Linked DNA regions of Homo sapiens: region 1 is linked to region 2. A link is a contact called in ENCODE Hi-C or POLR2A ChIA-PET data. All regions are on one chromosome and are shown on one strand. The core of a region is the stretch at or near the end of the contact, and the rest is flanking DNA. Distances in the headings are between cores, read along the strand shown. Region 1 has its middle 37 kb from the start of GSAP. Region 2 overlaps CCDC146 (coiled-coil domain containing 146).

Region 1 (3,091 bases), core at 458-2,957, 180 kb after region 2:
ACTTAACTTGTTTTCAAGGTTCATCCATATTGCAGCATGTATCAGTATTTCATTTCTTTTAATTCGTGAATAGTATTCTATTTTATAGACATACAACATCCATCCATCAGTTGATGGAAATTTAGATTGCTTCTACTCTTTGATTATTATGAATATCACTACTATGAGCATTCATGTATAAACTCTTCTATGGACGTATTTTTTGTTTGTTTGGTTTTGGTTTTGTTTTGAGATGGAGTCTCGCTCTTTCGCCAGGCTAGAGTGCAGTAGTGCGATCTCGGCTCACTGCAACCTCTGTCTCCTGGGTTCAAGTGATTCTCCTGACTCAGCTTCCCAAGTAGCTGGGACTACAGGTGTATGCCACCAGCCTAGCTAATTTTTTTTGTATTTTTAGTAGAGACAGGGTTTCACCATGTTAGCCAGGATGGTCTCGATCTCTTGACCTCATGATCTGCCCGCCATAGCCTCCCAAAGTGCTGGGATTACAGGCATAAGCCACCATGCCCGGCCTGGACATATGTTTTAATTTCTCTTGAGTACACCTAAGAGTAGAATTGCTTGATCATATGGCAACTCTATGCTTAACTATTTGAAGAACTGCCAGACTGTTTTCCAAAGTGGCTGCACCATTTTTCAACCCACCAGCAGTGTATGAGGGTTCCAGTTTCTCCACATTCTCATCAACACTTGTTATAATCTGTCTTTTAAATTATAATACCCCATTCACATTTTACAAAATCTTACGCAGTTCTTCTGGCTCTTTGGACCTGTTCATTGAACTAGTTTCCTAGTTAGAGAAGCCCACTTAGAAAAGGCAAAATACTGAGCACATTCTTGCCTAATGGGCAAGCAGGAAAGAAAAGGCCAGAGCTGGCAAAATGTCTAGGGGAAAAGAGGGGATGAAGAATACATAAAGCAACGCCCAGTCTCCCCGAATATAAACACAAAAGAGGCCTGGCATTGCAGCTGCTTCTACCTGAACTCATTCCAGGAATGACTAGGGCAGGATATGCAGGTAGAAAAGATGAGCAAGAGTTGGAACTTCACTCAAATTAACTGGAGAGGGAATATGGAGCCAAAGTTAAGCTCAAACTATTCTCTCCCCAACTCCTATTTGGTATTTTTTCACCAAAGAGCACATACTGAAACGCTTTGGGGGTCTCTTCTAGCTTTAAAGTTCTATAATTTCATGATTTTCTTCCTGTAAGTATACCTTAAGTTAATTGTGCAGTGTATCCCTTATATAAACAGAAGACTGTCTCAGTAAGATTCCTTTTAAATGTTTTGAATGAATTTTTTAAAATATTTTTACTTTTAATGTTTCCTGAAGCTACACTGTCTATAGCACTGGTATTCCCCAGAAGTCACTAAAAGCTCCTGAAAGTCCAACTGACAGAAAAGATGGATTTGATTAAAAGGAAAAAACACAGAATATAGTCCTTGGAAAGTATGCTGATTTGTTATTTAGCCAGTTAGAGAATTGTGCTGTTTTGCTCTTGGGAATTGTACCATGGAATAAAATAATTCTGTTGAACTGCAATATAATTACAACATCTGAAAATACAGGAAAAGATGAATTAGAAAGATGCAGGATTCAAAATAAGGAGGACCAATTCCAAACAAAATACCAAGCAACCAAATTAGAAGATATTAGAAGGTGTTACACATGCTCTTCCTATTTAACATGGAAGGAAACTGCAAGTAGTATTGCACTAATAAGGCACTTCCTCGTCCCTAAAGTTACTAGTTCTTCAATTCAACAGATATTTTTGTGCACCCACTATAAGCCGGGAACTTTGCTTGTCTCTGAGGCTGCCAAAATAAATAAGACAGCCTCTGCCAGAGAAGAGCAACAGAGGGCTCACCCTCTGCTAGGCAAATGAAAACTTGTTATTCAGCTGCAATACCCTGAGATCATTCCACAGCTGTGAGAGGAAAGAATGAGAGTTGAAATTGTGAAAAGAAATGATCTACAGTTGCCTAAGCTGGGGGTGAGAGGAGAACCTGGAGAGGGGTGGCAAGGGAATTGGAGGGAGAGGACCTGATTCATGAACTCCACCTTGTAAAGAACTAGCAGGATTTCACCAAGCAGAGACGGGCAACAGGCATTTGTGGAAAGTACTGTAGTGTCACAGCAAAGGTTTTGGAGATTTATAAGTTTTCACCATATCAAACTATCAATAGTCAACAATTTTTTGGCCTAGAAAAATATATATTCATATGGTCCAATCGAAAACAAAATAATCCCCTTGAGTGTCCCAAATGAATGTTTAGAAACTGTAGGAGAATTAGTTAGAAAAGTAGTTTGAGTCAGAGTTGGAAGAGCTTTGAACTGAAGTAGTTTCAGCTTTATTCTATAGGTGATGGAAAAGGCAATTCATAAAATAACTTTGAACAAATAACCAATAAACGTATGTTTAAATGTTTAAATAATTTCAAGTTTAAAGAAAACTATGTATCATTTTCAGTGCCACAAAGGAAAACAATTTAATGTTAACATTCAATGTCAATAAGGACTCAGGAAAACAGGATGTTTCCCTCCGTGGCTGGGTGTGTAAATTGGAATAAACTTTCAGGAAGGCGATTTGAATACACCGTGACCTAGCATTCCACTTTGAAGACTTTATCCCAAGGAAAAACTCATGGATATTAAAAACAAACAAAACAACTTGGAGGCCGAGGTGGGTGGATCGCTTGAGGCCAGGAGTTCAAGACCAGCCTGCCCAAAATGGCAAAACCCTATCACTACTAAAAGTACAAAAGTTAGCCGGGTGTGGTGGCATGCACCTGTAGTCTCAGCTACTCGGGAGGCTGTGGCAGAAGACTTGCTTGAATCCGGGAAGCAGAGGTTGCAGTGAGCTGAAATCACACCATTGCACTCCAGCCTGAGCGACAGAGCAAGACTCCATCTCAAAAAAAAAAAAAGTTTAGCCACCAGGATTTCCTTGATGTTCTACAGTAGAGAGTTGTGTAAATAAAACATGAATCATCCTTATAATTGAACATTACACAGCTACTTTAAATGCTTAAATAAATATTTAATGACATGGAAATGCTCAAGAAATTTTGTTACATGAAAAAATTAGGTTGC
Region 2 (2,898 bases), core at 323-2,822:
CTATGTTCAAATACAGTTATGGAGTGGCCTTGTTTTTGTCCTGATCCATCATGATTACAGAGGGGCTTTGTCTGAAGTTGATGTTCTGGGCAATTGTTTATGTTCAACAGGGGAATACCAAGGCCTACCTATGAGTACCAGTTCTGCTCCTGGATACCAGGGGCTGCCTTTTTCTTTCTCAGCCTTCTGACTTGTTCCAAAGTAGTCCATTTCTGTATGTGCTTACTGCACTGCTCTCATTCTAGGAGCCTTACTCCATCATCTTGCTGATGCCCTTCACCTCTCTTCCGACTCTATTTCATGGGTCTCATCTATTTTATTCTCTTAGCTTACCCCCTTTTGGAGGAGGGGACATGCCTTCCAGTAGCTTCATGAGAAAAATGTTAGTGAAAAAGTAATTGTTTAAGACTTTGTGTGTTGGAAATTGTATGTCAGAAGACCTTGCATGCTAAAAAATATTTTACCCTCACACTAGCCATACAGACAATTAGTGCTTTAATTGGATATGGAATTTTAGGTTGGAAATCATTTTCCCTCAGGAAAAAGGCATTAGATTAACTGCCTTCTAGCTTCACTATGAAGAAGATTTGATGTCATTCTAAATATTGATCCTTTATTTGAAGCCATTTTTTTTTCCATGCTGGGAAATTTGTAGGATCTCTTACTTGCCTCCAGAATTTTTACATTTTACAATGATGTTCCCATTGTATCCATCGTGTGGGGCACTGAATGGGTTCTCTGTCTATGGAAGTATATGTCCTTCCAAAGTTCTGATACTTTGTCTTGGATTATTTAATTTTGTCCATTTGATTTTCTCTATTCTGTCTTGGATTCCTTTTACGCAGATGTTGGACCTTCTAAAACAGTCCTCTAATTTTCTTTTTTCTTTTATTTTCCTTTCTTTTTTGTCATTTGACTTGCTAAAAGAGAAATTTCCTCAAGTTTTCCTTTCAACCCTTCTACTCTTTCATTATGCTATCATACTTTATATTTCCTTGTGCTCTCTTTGTTCTCTGGATGTTTCTTTTTCATAGTATCTTTAATCTCTTATCTCATTGAGGCTATTAATGATGGTTTCTTTTTCTTCTTCTTTTCCTAAATAAGACTTTTTCTCCGTGTTTTTTCTGTATTTTTCTTTTTTTGTTTTTGTCTCTTTCTTTTTAGAAACTTTCCTCCAATATATGGTAATTCTTGGCTATCTGCTTATATTTAAGCATGGGCTGCTATAAATCTAATTGGAAGCTGTCTGTGATGGTGAGGCTTGTCACTGTAGTTTGATCTGACTGGACACAAAATATGTGAGGCATGGCCTTTGACCGAAGAGGAGTTTGCAGTGGAATGCGCACAAGTTGTTCAGATTTTAACAAATATTATAAAAGCTATTTATATTATGACACTACTAGCTATTAAGTCCACAAAATAGCACCCATTGAATATAAAACTAAGCACCCATAGAATATAAAACTAACAGAAATTAAAGTGTATTAGAATCCTTTTCCTTTGTTGATTTTAAGAAAAATCTGGTTTTGTTCTAGTACAGTTTCAGTGAGAGACTAACTTCCTCTTTGACCCTGTGATTTATAATTAGCCCAGCCACTGCCCACAGCTGGCAGTACTTGAAAACAGGAGTGGGTCAGGCCAGGCACTCCCAGCCCAAGTGAACATTTTTTCAGACTTGCATGCAATCCAAAACTAAAAGAGATAAAAGGTAAACATGAAGAGCTCTAGCTATTCTTCAGAATGTATTTCCCCCCAGAGACAGTTGTTTGATTCTCCTATGGCGTTTGACTTGTACATAGAGACTCTCCCAGAAACTCAAGGTACAAGCCTCATGAAAGGTTGGAATGCTTTAGAAAAATATCAAAGTGTTAAGCTGAGGTTCACTGATATCAAATAATTGGGATATTTACAGCAACAAGTAATGTCTAATTTCTTAACTTTTATGAAAGTTACCGATGATTATTCATGCATTGAAAATGCCTGGAAGAACAGACACCAAAACTATTAATAGTGACTCCTGGGGAGTAGTACTTGAAGCAGCAGAGGTAGGAAGCAGATTTTTTTTTTTTTTTTACTTTACACATTTCTGTTGTTTGGTCACAATCACAATAAATACATTTTTAAATGTGAAATGCTACACTATAAAAACTAAAAGAACTATCATAAGCTTACAAAACCTGATATATGCAGTTTGGGGCTCAAAAGAAATGGAAAATATCTCAAGTAACTCCAGACCATGTAGTTAGAACTTTGATACTTGATAGTTATTTTCCTCCCACATTAATGGAGACTTCAGTCTAACTCCAGCCTATTTTCCAGATTACCTTGGGAAGGTTTCCTTTCAAGAGAAACACCTATTAGGTTAGGTTTGCAATTTGGCCTCAATGAGTAATAGAAACTCAACTATAATGATTTTGCTAAATAGGGAGTTGTTTTACTCACTTAATAAAAAGAGCACAGGTAGGCACAACCGGTTATTTCACATAATGAAAAGTCTAGGATCCTTTTAGCTCCCCTTTCAGTCAACCTTAGTGTGTACATTGTTTCTCCATGGTCAGAAAATGGCTATTCCACCTTAAGCATAAACTGGCAAAAGGAGGAGGAAGGGCAACGAGCAAAAGACATAAATGATTGCTGGCTTGGCCAGCTCCTTTTAACAGGAAAACAGCCACTTTCCCAGGACCCCTCCTCACAGACTTCCACTTACATTTCATTGGCTTGTCTTAGCTCATATGGGCACCCCCAGCTGCAAAGAAGTGTGAGGACTCCTGGATACATTGCAGCTCTGGAAAAAAAAAAAAAAAAACAGCATTCTGTTGCTGTCGTGGTTAATACTAAATGTCAATTTGATTGGCTTGAAGGATACAAAGTATTGATCCTGGGTGTGTCTGTGAAGGT

Evidence for each region. A loop is a pair of places that touch in the nucleus more often than their neighbours do. ChIA-PET counts read pairs that join two places held with the same protein, here RNA polymerase II (POLR2A). Pooled maps may share reads with other maps.
Region 1: a loop to region 2 is called in a pooled map, with 2.3 times the contacts of the local background. The contact joins two enhancer-like sites. A Hi-C loop is called at or near these places in 3 of 37 single-sample maps with no recorded cell type and 8 of 50 pooled maps. POLR2A ChIA-PET finds 5 or more read pairs at or near these places in 1 of 52 experiments (PC-9).

The regions. Positions count from the first base shown.
Region 1 is chr7:77,451,929-77,455,019 of GRCh38, forward strand. No RefSeq gene overlaps it. Among named protein-coding and RNA genes, the nearest start is that of GSAP, 37 kb to the left of the region's middle. Within about 2 kb of position 1,708, at least 3 of the 41 ENCODE cell types and tissues checked have a DNase peak (open chromatin) inside an H3K27ac peak, as active enhancers do.
Region 2 is chr7:77,268,264-77,271,161 of GRCh38, forward strand. The region is part of intron 9 of CCDC146 (coiled-coil domain containing 146); the gene reads left to right. The region is part of intron 2 of LOC102723791 (a long non-coding RNA gene); the gene reads right to left. Among named protein-coding and RNA genes, the nearest start is that of CCDC146-AS1, 21 kb to the left of the region's middle. Within about 2 kb of position 1,573, at least 6 of the 41 ENCODE cell types and tissues checked have a DNase peak (open chromatin) inside an H3K27ac peak, as active enhancers do.